2 separate regions of the Homo sapiens genome follow, and region 1 is linked to region 2. A link is an interaction called in ENCODE POLR2A ChIA-PET data of the cell type or tissue named here. Cell type or tissue: CD4-positive, alpha-beta T cell. All regions are shown on one strand. Each heading gives the region's core, and the rest is flanking DNA. Links, peaks and the distances in the headings are about the cores only. Region 1 has its middle 26 kb from the start of TTLL2. Region 2 has its middle 3.5 kb from the start of CCR6.

Evidence for each region. ChIA-PET counts read pairs that join two places held together with the same protein. Peaks named below come from ENCODE experiments on the same cell type or tissue, not always from the same donor. Only the 100,000 strongest peaks of a DNase experiment are listed, where the experiment ranks them.
Region 1: POLR2A ChIA-PET joins it to region 2 with 6 read pairs; 1 of 35 experiments calls an interaction of 5 or more read pairs at or near these places.

The regions. Positions count from the first base shown.
Region 1 is chr6:167,348,869-167,354,243 of GRCh38, forward strand. No RefSeq gene overlaps it. Among named protein-coding and RNA genes, the nearest start is that of TTLL2, 26 kb to the left of the region's middle. RefSeq lists enhancers at 2,111-2,789, 2,613-2,907 and a silencer at 2,131-2,400. In CD4-positive, alpha-beta T cell, for the core only: CTCF peaks have their summits at 2,698 (motif pointing left) and 2,897; DNase peaks (open chromatin) are centred at 1,463 and 2,643; H3K4me3 peaks cover 1,692 bases; H3K27me3 peaks cover 255 bases.
Region 2 is chr6:167,116,903-167,122,277 of GRCh38, forward strand. It overlaps a transcript of CCR6 not described here. Among named protein-coding and RNA genes, the nearest start is that of CCR6, 3.5 kb to the right of the region's middle. RefSeq lists an enhancer at 2,103-2,603. In CD4-positive, alpha-beta T cell, for the core only: no CTCF peak of the experiment used is centred there; DNase peaks (open chromatin) are centred at 2,129, 2,969 and 3,319; H3K4me3 peaks cover 814 bases; H3K27ac peaks cover 4,183 bases.

The DNA.
Region 1 (5,375 bases), core at 166-5,165, 230 kb after region 2:
GGCGCCATCTCGGCTCACTGCAACTTCCGCCTCATAGGTTCAAGTCATTCTCCTGCCTCAGCCTCCTGAGTAGCTGGGACTACAGGTGAGTGCCACCATGCCCAGCTAATTTTTGCATTTTAGTAGAGACGGGGTTTCACCGTGTTGGTCTTGAACTCCTGACCTTGTGATCTGCCTGCCTCGGCCTCCCAAAGTGCTGGAATAAAAGAAGTTCTAGTGATCTGTTGCATAGCATGGTGACGATAGTCAATAATAATGTAGTGTATATTTCGAAATTGCTAAAATAATAGATTTTCAATGTTTTCTTCACACAGAAAAAATGATGCCTGTAAAGTAATGGATATGTTATTTAGCTTCATTCAATCATTCCACAATGCAAACATACATCAAAACTTCACATTGTACCTAAGAAATATATACAATTACCGTCGGTTGAAATTATTTTGAAAGAGGCCAGATTAAGCTGCTGCAAGTAGGGATGCAGAGTGGGTGGCACAACTGCAAAGAGCAAGGGTCACCGCCAGGGTCAAGACAGTGACCTCTAACCGTGGCTGGGTGCACAGGGAGACTGCGGGTACAGCTGACAAAGCCTATGACCTCATCCAGGCGTGGGGGTGTGCACCTGTGGTCCCAGCTACTCCAGAGGCTGATGCAGGAGAATTGCTTGAACCTGGGAGGCGGAGGTTGCAGTGAGCTGAGATCGCGCCACTGCACTCCAGCCTGGGAGACAGAGTGAGAGTCTGTGAAAAAAGAAAAAAAAAAAAAAGGCTGTGACTTGACCTGCATGGAGTTCAGAGAAAAGGCAGGAGAAAAAACATGTTCCGGGGAATTTAGACACGAGACTGGAATGAACACTTTGTTCATTGCCTGTTTTCACGCATTTATACATTTATACGTTCTCAACTCTGTTCCAGGAAAGATTTAAAGGACGCAAGTAAGAACGCAAGCCCGTCAAGGCTGCTCCGATTTTAAATGTCAGTTCAGCTCCTACTTTATGGGGTTTGGCAAATAGAGTTAAGGGCCTTTTCCTCAAATGCTCAAACATTCCAATGAGACTAAATCAAGCAACTGGAATCGCTTGAAAACCAGAGACCAGATTCCATTCTCCCTCCGTTTTTTTGAAATCTTCACTTCTTTATCACTAGCTGGGTTTCGATGACTCTTCAGGTGTAAAGGTCAACCTCACAGAAATGGGAAAACCTGTGTTGTTAGGAAGGATGGTTTTATGTGAGCATTTGAAGTTTTAGGGCAAGAATGGCCTCGGGCCATCTGTCAGGAGAAGCTGCCACATCTGGCAGTATCTCTCCTAGGGTGAAACGTGCGCAGATTAAATTGAAGTAATAACGAGCTCACGTGGAGTCTGAGACGAGACAGGAAATTTGTATGCACGGCATGTGCCTTCGGTGCCCGGGCTATGGAGGAAAGAACACAGACAGTCTTCCTGAGGTGGGGCAGACAAAACCGGTGAAAGTGAAGGAGAATTAAGGCGCTACACGGTGGTCATTCAAAAAGCCTCAGAATTCCCCTCCTAAGAAGATGGAACAGGCGTGCGTTTTCCTCCGTCCCGCAGGTGCAACCGGAAACCTCGGGCAGTGCCCATCAGACAAACGCAGGAAGACGAGAGGCGGAGAGAGGAAGCCCGGGGGAGCCGGGGGACCCTGAGAACGACAGGGTGGGGCGTTCCTGGGTTTTTTTTTTTTTGACTCTTCCACCCCAAACTGGGTGCTCACAAGGACGCGGAGGAAGACAGCCACCGCTGCTGTCTCCAGCCAGAGCACTGGGAGAGGCGCGGCTCCAGGAAACATTTCAAGGACCCTGGGAAATGGGTGGAGATCTCCGAATCTAAAAAACCTTCAGGAGACTGGAAGTGTTTTGAAGTTGAGGGTTGTGGTTCTTTCTCATTTGGTTTCAAAACAGGATCCCCATTTCCCTTAATGTAGGATTCGAAGGCATAAGCAGAAGAGGAAAGGGGTGTCAAGGTCAGAGCCGCCTAGAAGCAGAAGCGCAGGCCAGCGAGATGCTCTTCAGAGTGACTTCGCTGTGGGCTGCGGCAGGCAACAGAAGGAACTCAGCATCCACTGGCCACGATCCCCTCCCCGGAGCGGAGGACAGAGCCCAGTTTCTTCAGGCGGTGGCTCCAGCCAGCTCTGCCCCACAGGGAAGGAGCGCGCAGCTGCCACACACCGCAGGCAGCGCTGACAGACTCGGCCTTCCGGGAGCGCAGGCGGGTGGGGGGCGCCGCCCTTGTCGCTGTCCGGAGCCCCGCAGGCCCGTGGCCCCCTGCCTGGTTCTCCCGCCTCTGCAAGCCTAGCCTTCAGGACTCCGCCTCGCCCCCCTCTTTTCTGTTCGGAGACTCACGGGGCCGTCTGTCTGGACCACGTGTGCACATTTCTGACCACGATTCCTCCGCACACCAGCTACAGGCACCGCAGCGCTGGGGACGGCACAGCTGAACTGTGCTGGCAGCGAAGGGGCCTCACGGGGACGGCTCAGCTCCCTGAGGGCGCAACCCACCTGGTCCGGGGGCGGGGGGGGGGGTGAGGAATAAACTTCCGCGGTTTTCAGTGACCCAGTTTGTTGCATGGCACATGTTGGAAAGGTGAATCTGACCGCGTTGACCGCGTTACTTCAGAGATGCGCTGTGAGCTGCTTTGTGCCGCGAAATGACCTGTTTACCCGACAGCGCCCTCTGCAGCCCAGCGCCGGAACGGGCTTTTTCATGATGTTCCTGCGTTGTGTTTACAGCCTCCCTGCGAGGGGTTCGCACGCACAGGCGGACCTCGTTTTGTTGCGCCTTGCTCTATTGTGCCTCGCAGATACTGCACTTGTTTTTACAAATTGGAAGTTTGTGGTAACTCCGTTGGGGCACATCTGTGGGTCCCGTTTTCAAACAGCTTGTGCTCACTTCATATCTCTGTTTCACATTTTGGTAATTCTTGTAATATTTCGAATTTTTTCATTATCATTATATCTGTCATGGTGATCTGTACTTAGTGATCTTCGATTTTACTCTGTAATTGTTTTGGGGAACCAACAACTGCACCCACGTAAGACAGAAAACGTAATAAATGTCACGTGTGTTCCACATGCTCCACTGACCAGCTGCCCCCATCTCTCTCCCTCCCCTCAGGCCTCCCTATTCCCATTACACTATTAATAACCTACAACGGCCTCTAAGTGTTCAAGTAAAAGGAAGAGACACACATCTCTCACTTTAAATCGAAAGCTAGAGATGATTAAGCTTAGTGGGGAAAGCCTGTTCAAAGTTAAGATAGACTGAAAGCAAGGCCTTTTGCACCCAGGAGTTAGCTCAGTTGTGAATGCAAAGAAAAACCTCTTAAAGGAAATTAAAAGTGCTGCTTCAGTGAACACATGAATGACGAGAAAGTGAAACAGCTTTATTGCTGATATGGATCCCTCAAGCCAAAGCCTAATCCAGAGCAAGGCCTCAACTCTCTTCAGTTCCGCAAAGACTGAGAGGAGTGAGAAAGCTGTAGAAGAAAAGTTTGAATGTAGCAGAGGTTGGTTCATGAGGTTTAAGGAAATAAACCATGTCCATAACATAAAAGTGCAACATGAAGCAACAAGTGCTGATGGAGAAGCTGCAGCAAGTTATCCAGAGACCTAGCTAAGGTAAGTGATGGAGGTGGCCACACCAAACCACAGATTGTCAGTGTAGATGAAACAGCCTTCTGTTGGAAGAAGATGCCATCTAGGACTTTCATAGCTAGAGAGGAGAAGTCAATGCCTATCTTCAAACTTCCAAGGACAGGATGTCTCTTGCTAAGAGCTAATGCAGCTGGTGACTTAAACTTGCGGCCAATCTCATTTACTATTCCGAAAATCCTAGGGCCCTTAAGAATTTTGCTAAATCAGGAGGCCGAGGTGGGTGGATCACCAGAAGTCAGGAGTTTGAGACCAGCCTGACCAACATGGAGAAACCCCGTCTCTACTAAAAAAAAAAAAAATACAAAAAATTTGCCAAGCATGGTGGTGGGTGCCTGTAATACCAGCTACTCTGGAGGCTGAGAAAGGAGAATTGCTTGAATCCGGGAGGCGGAGGTTGCGGTGAGCCAAGATCATGCCATCATACTCCAGCCTGGACAACAAGAGTCAAACTCTGTCTCAAAAAAAAAAAAAAAAAAAAAAAAAAAAAAAAGAATTATGCTAAATCTACTCTGTCTTGGCTCTATAAGTAGAATAACAAAGCCGGATGGGAGCACATCTGTTTACAGAGTGGTTTACTGAATATTTTGAGGCCACTGTTGAGATCTACTGCTCAGAAAAAAAGACTATTTTCAAATTATTACTGTTCATTGACAATGCACCCAAGGGCTCTGATGGAGATGTGCAAGGAGAGGAATGTTGCTTTCATGCCTGCTAACACCACATCCATTCTGCAGCCCATGGATCAAGGAGTAATTTCAACTTTCAAGTCTTGTTACTTAAGAAATACATCTCAAAAGGCTATAGCTGCCATAGATAGTGATTCCTCAGATGGATCTGGGCAAAGTCAATTAAAAACCATCTAGAAAGGATTCACCATTCTAGATGCCATTAACAACATTCATGATTCACGGGAGGAGAACCAATATCAACATTAACAGGAGTTTAGAAGAAGTTGATTTCATTCCTCATGAATGATTTTGAGGGGTTCAAGCCTTCACTGCAGAAAGTAACTGTAGATGAGGTGGAAATAACAAAAGAACTAGAATTAGAAGTGGGGCCTAAAAATGTGACTGAATTGCTGCAATCTCAGGATAAAATTTGAACAGATCAGGAGTGGCTTCTTATGGTTGAGGAAAGAAAGTGGTTTCTTGAGATAGAATTGACTCCTGGTGAAGATGCTGTGAACGTTATTGATATGACAACAAATGATTTAGAATATTCCATGAACTTAGTTGATGGGGCAGTGGGTAGGGTTTGAGGGGATTGACTCCAATTTTAAAAGAAGTTGTACTGTGGGTAAAATGCTATCAAACAGCATCGCATGCTACAGAGAAACCTTTCATGAGAGGAAGAGTCAGTCAATGCAGTAAATTTCATTGTGGTCTTATTTCAGATATTGCCACAGTCACCCCAACCTTCAGCAACCTCCACCCTGATCAGTCAGCAGCCATCAACATCCAGGCAAGGCCCTCCACCAGCAAAACAATTATAACTCACTGAGGGCTCAGATGATCATTAGCATTTTTTAAATCAATACACTATTTTTAAATTAAGATATGTTCATATTTTAGACATAATGCTATTATACACTTAATAGACTACAGTATAATATAAACCAAACTTTTATAGGCACTGGGGAAACAAAATATTTGTGTGACTTGCTCTGTTGCAATATGGGCTTTATTGTGGTGGCCTGGAACCAAATC
Region 2 (5,375 bases), core at 257-5,256:
CTAATCCTGGGAGTCCAACAGGAAGAGCCAGGAAGATAATGCTGCAGGAGATGACCCGTCCCGTGGGTGAGGGTTCCCTCCCCTCCCGCGGTGGGTGGAGGGTGAGTCCTGTCGTCCTCCTGTGGCGGGAGAGCTGTCCATCATCCATCACTGATTCCTCTCCACTTCTGCGCTGTTCCTGAGGGCTGAGCACAAAGCCTCCTTAGAAAACCAGAGTTCAGGGTGCTTAGATGGAAAGTGTCCAAGAATACTGCTGCGTCTGCGACCACCTCAGCCTCTTTATCCCTCCCCACCACCGTCCCCGCATCCCTCCCTACCACCGTCCCCGTCCCCGCATCCCTCCCTACCACAGCCTCTGCATCCTGCCTACCACAGCTGCATCTTATGTCAGAAGAGTGTTCGAGGGATCTGGGCTGAGGGAATGGAAGGTGTTACCTGCTTGTTTTCAGTTAAGGAAATAACCTGTCTCCTGGGTTTGCTGCTTACCGGAACTCTATTTTCTTTTTTTTTTTCTTTTTTTTTTTTTTTTTTTGAGACGGAGTTTCGCTCTGTCGCCCAGGCTGGAGCGCAGTGGCACGATCTCGACTCACTGCAAGCTCCGCCTCCCGGGTTCACGCCATTCTCCTGCCTCAGCCTCCCGAGTAGCTGGGACTACAGGCGCGCGCCACCACGCCCGGCTAATTTTTGTATTTTTAGTAGAGATGGGGTTTCACCGTGTCAGCCAGGATGGTCTCGATCTCCTGACCTCGTGATCCGCCCGTCTCAGCCTCCCAAAGTGCTGGGATTACAGGCGTGAGCCACCGCGCCCGGCCTCTATTTTCTTTTTTGAGTCTCCCTGTCAGTCCTTAATGTTTTCCACCCCTGTGGTCTCTATTCCCTCAATGTATTCTTCCTTCTTAAACCCTTTAGTTAAGCTCTCACTTGGACATTCTTAAAGAAATTTTGTCTCAAAGAGCACTGAGAACAGTAGTGATGAAACGCGCAGGTCGCTTTTCAGTGCTCAAATTCTTCACTCTGCAGGTTTCCTATAAGCACTTTTCTGTTTTTTTTTTTTTTTTTTCTTTAAAGACACTGTACTAATATTTTAGGACCTATCCTCTGGCCACTTCTGAAGTGTCACTTTTCCAGCTTCAGTCTGTCCTTCTGCTTTGTAAACATGAGCCCAACATCCCAGCAGTTCCATCGGCGTCTCTGGGTTTAATTACAACCTCTCCATGCAAGACCGTTCCTGCATCTCTTGCTAAGCCCCCTCTTTATGACTCAATAGTGGTAACTTCCACCCCCATCTCTACCACCACGACAACAATCATAATTACAAAGCTGCCACTGTGCACCTAATGCTGTGTGAGGCATGAACTTTGTCTTCGATCTTCACATGAATCATTTACAAATCTAAAATCCTCGTGTATTGATTAGGAGACAGACATCTAGAGGTTAACTTGAAAAGTGACTTTCGATTCTTGACATGAGTCTAAAGTCATGTCAAGAATCTCCAAGAATTTTCAGTTACACGAGACATCAATCTCTTCACATTCCAGGTACTTCAATGACATCCATTTTCTTCCCTCTTAGACCGGTTTCTATAACTGTTCTTCTACGTAGAAATAAATTAGTAAATAAAAAGTAAGCTTTCAGTTTGATTTCCCTATTTCTGTCCCGATGTAAAATTTGGCATCATCTTGATTCCCCTTTTGCTTGTTCCTTACTGATATTTTCCAAAACATCTCCCCACATCATTTTCTCTTCACATGTATCCCAGAAAGGTATGAACTTTTGGATCAGATGACATGGTTTTGAGATTGGCTCTTCAACTTATTGGTGTATGAACTTGAGGAAGTTGCGTTTTTCCTCTGAGTTTCAGTTTTCTCATCTGTCACTTGAGGAGGACTATGACAACCCCAGGGCCCCTGGGCCTTTAGTGAGGATTAATGAAAATGAATGGGTGAAATGGCGAGGGTCAGCCCCACATGCTGGACGCCCTTGGTCCCGGCTCCCTTCTCTACTCTGTGATGTCAGGCAGGGCTGCCGCCAGGAGGAGGGTGCACCTGCCCTGTGACCTGCTCTTCTCCCTACCGTAAACTCGCTCCCTGTCCCTCCACGGCCCACAGACGTCTGTGTCTTTGTATTGCTGCCAGCCTTCCGGTCCTGCAGCCACCCTCCCCAGCTCCCCACTGAGGGCTGGTGCCCCCACCTGTCCTTACTGCTCTCCACCTCGGTGCCTTTCTGCCTCCCCACCCAGGCTCATGCTGTTTGTCCCCAAATTGCCTTCCTCCCCCTGCCTACCTGGTCAGATCTGAGTCGCCTTCCTGGCTGAGTCCCAGCCTTTCACGAAGAGCCTGAAGTCCAGGATGCTGGAGGTGGAGGAGCTCCTCTGTGCTCCCTCCTGTGAACTGGACGCTCGCAGTGGCATTTCTTCACTGATCCGTCACACGTAGGCTCTCTGCATATCACATGTGGCTTGTATTGTCATGTATTTAGGCCTCAACTTTCCAACTATATGAGTTCCCAAAAGGTGGGAAGTAAATGGCATACTTTTAACTATTTCTGTAGCTTGTGTGCTGTACATAGTAACTATCTGAAAAAATGATTCGTATCTGAAAAATAATTTATAACAGGTGTTCTCCTGGCTATTTGGGAGAGTAATTTTCAGGCCAGCTACTTTATGGGGTAGAATAACACAGAGTGACTCCCCATGCCCAAATGTATTAGCATATACAGTGAGCATTGAAGGATACACCATTTGACATCTTCGTAAACTCCAAAATTCAAGGTGTCAGCACAGCTTGTACTTCCTCCTATAAAATGTGTTTTTGTCCCTACTAGAGAATTTGCTGATGTAATTTGTTAAGTAGCCTTTTTTAACTTTTTTATGAAGAAAAAGATATAGATCCAAACCACATAACACAGATCCAAGCACTGCTGGGCTCGGTAGTCTATGTTTTTGCAATGGGTGTGAGCCTGTGGCTGCCTGCCAGCTGTCATTGTTGTAGGTTTCTTCTTCCTGTCCCTCCACTCTCAGCACCTGTGCTAACTCTAGGCTTTCCTGGGGAGGGTTTTGTAAAAACCAACAAATGACGCTTTTATTTTAATTTGTTTTGTTTTTTAAAAACATGTTCATTACTTCAGAAGTTTTGTGCGCACAATGAGAGTAGAAAACTGCCCCAGTTATCTACCACCTTGAGTCATGGTGGCTTTAACAGTGATTTATTTACAATCTCTTGTGGCTCTGGGGGTCAACTGGGCTCGGCTGAGTGCTTCTCAGTTGGGGCCTCCACTGCAGGTACCATCAGAGAGTGGGTGGGAGCCATGTCATCCGAAGGCTCGATTGGGCTGGGGGACTCCCACATGTGGCCGGCAGGTGGTGCACTGCTGCTGCCTGGTATCTCAGCAAGAATTCCCAACCAGCTCACCATATTGACTTCCTCAAAGTTTATACAGAGTGTTACTTTAGGGGTTAACAAAGCATTTACTATCTTTTCAACTTTGCTGATAATTTCAAAAGATGACTGACACCCAGATGACCAATGTCCACAAAGTGGTGTGCCATGGCCTCCAGTGTGTGTGCTATGGCCTCCAGTGTGTGCAGAGCCTGTTTGTGAATTAAAGGCAATCACAAGGAGAAACGGTCATGGTGACCCATTCTGAGCTGTACACAGTGTCCTCTGTAGGATTGTAGCCAGAGGCAGATGGCTTTCCTAGAAATGCCTCAATGTTGAGTTTTAAAGCAACTCCTTATGACTGTTATCTGAATTTACCAAACTGTCCCTGGCTTTTCTTAGGAATGAACTTCTGATGTTGCTGTGGAATTTTCTGCCTGGAAACTTATTGTTATGAAACATGTGACTGTAAGCCACATTCCTCGCCTTTTATGCACCTCACAGTGTCTATGCAAATGAACAGTGTGATTTTAAATTTGAGGAAGTTTCAATAAGAGTGAGATCTAAGAGGATCTTTAATATAGGGGCATTTTTAGAGAGCTAAAAACCAAATAGGTCTCAGCTTTCTCAGGGTGACATATAATTTAGATTTGACTTGGAACTACAGAAGGAATATGGGGCAAAGGACATGAGAAACATTGCAGAGGTCAGTGCCATATGGAGCTTCCACCTCAGCTCTCGAAGTAAAGGCAACCAGCCCAGGCTGGGAGCCAGTCAGCAGCAGGGTCTCAATCTCCATCCACTACCTTCCCCTCTGGGGCAGGGAGGGTGTTGCAGGGAGGAGGCCACTCTTGGAGACCTCCAGATCCCTGCCTCTGTGCAGTCTAACAGAAGGGGCCCCCACAGTGGCCATGAATCTCTTTGTTCTGCAAGGAAGGGGGTGTCATTGGGCCTCCTGGGTCCCTCAGCATCTGCGTGGCCACACAACGCGGTTTTGTTCAACACGTTACATTTCTGCTTAATTAATGTTCATTTTTGGTCCCCAGCAAAGTCCAATCTGTTTTTCGTTTTCTTTCTTTTCTTTCCAGGCAGGCATTGCCAGGGCTAATCATCTATAAAAGGGCTTACTTTCTTACCTTCACGCTAAGCAAGACCATCCAAGGGCAGTGTTAGAGGGCACCTGAGAACGCAGGAGGGGTGTGTTACCTGGTGGCCTGTTTCTTCCTCCTATGGGCAGCCCTTCTACAGGAAGCAGAAGCCTCAGGGGCGATGGTAGAAATGAGGAGGAGGGGATGGAGCTGAGGTAGCAGGGGAGGGGTCGTAAGAGCAGAGGGGAGGGTCTTGCTTTGTTCGCCATCCAATAATCAGCAGGTTTCGGGTTGGGGTGAACTACTGGGGAGGAGCGCCCCAGGGCTTCTCTCAGATGGAGGAGGGACAGGTCACCCAGAGTGAAGGAAGTTGTGAGCTCTGTTAGAGGAAAACAGCCAGGACTTAGTCAGGAGAGGCTTTGTTTGGAAGGATTGTTGTAAGGCAGGGAGAGGAATGATGGCAGCAAGAGGACCCCGTGACCATAGGTCTGCAAGCACTTCAAACAGAAAAGGCCCTTCTTTTATCCAGTAAGGGGGAGCCACTGGGGCCAGCAGAGTCTTTGGAGGGGACCCTGGACAAACCCGGGAAAATGGCCAGTGGGGTTGAGCAGGACACAGGTCCTGCTGTGTCTAGCTGGTTCCCCAGAGAGATGATAAGGGGTGCGCTCCAGCTTCTCAGGCTCACTCAGGCGTGAGGACGTGGAGCTCAGGGCTCTGCAGGAAGGAGCGACCCAGGTGAGGTGTGGTCAAGATAGAGCAGAGCTGGGCAGCGGGCAGTGGAGCCTCGTGGGCAGCCTGGGGGTGGGGAGGCACAGTGCACTGGGAAGTGGAGAAAGTGTGAGTCCATCAGGCTGGCTGAGAATTGATCACGAACCTATTGTCTGTAAAACTTTTGTTATTTCCTGAGACG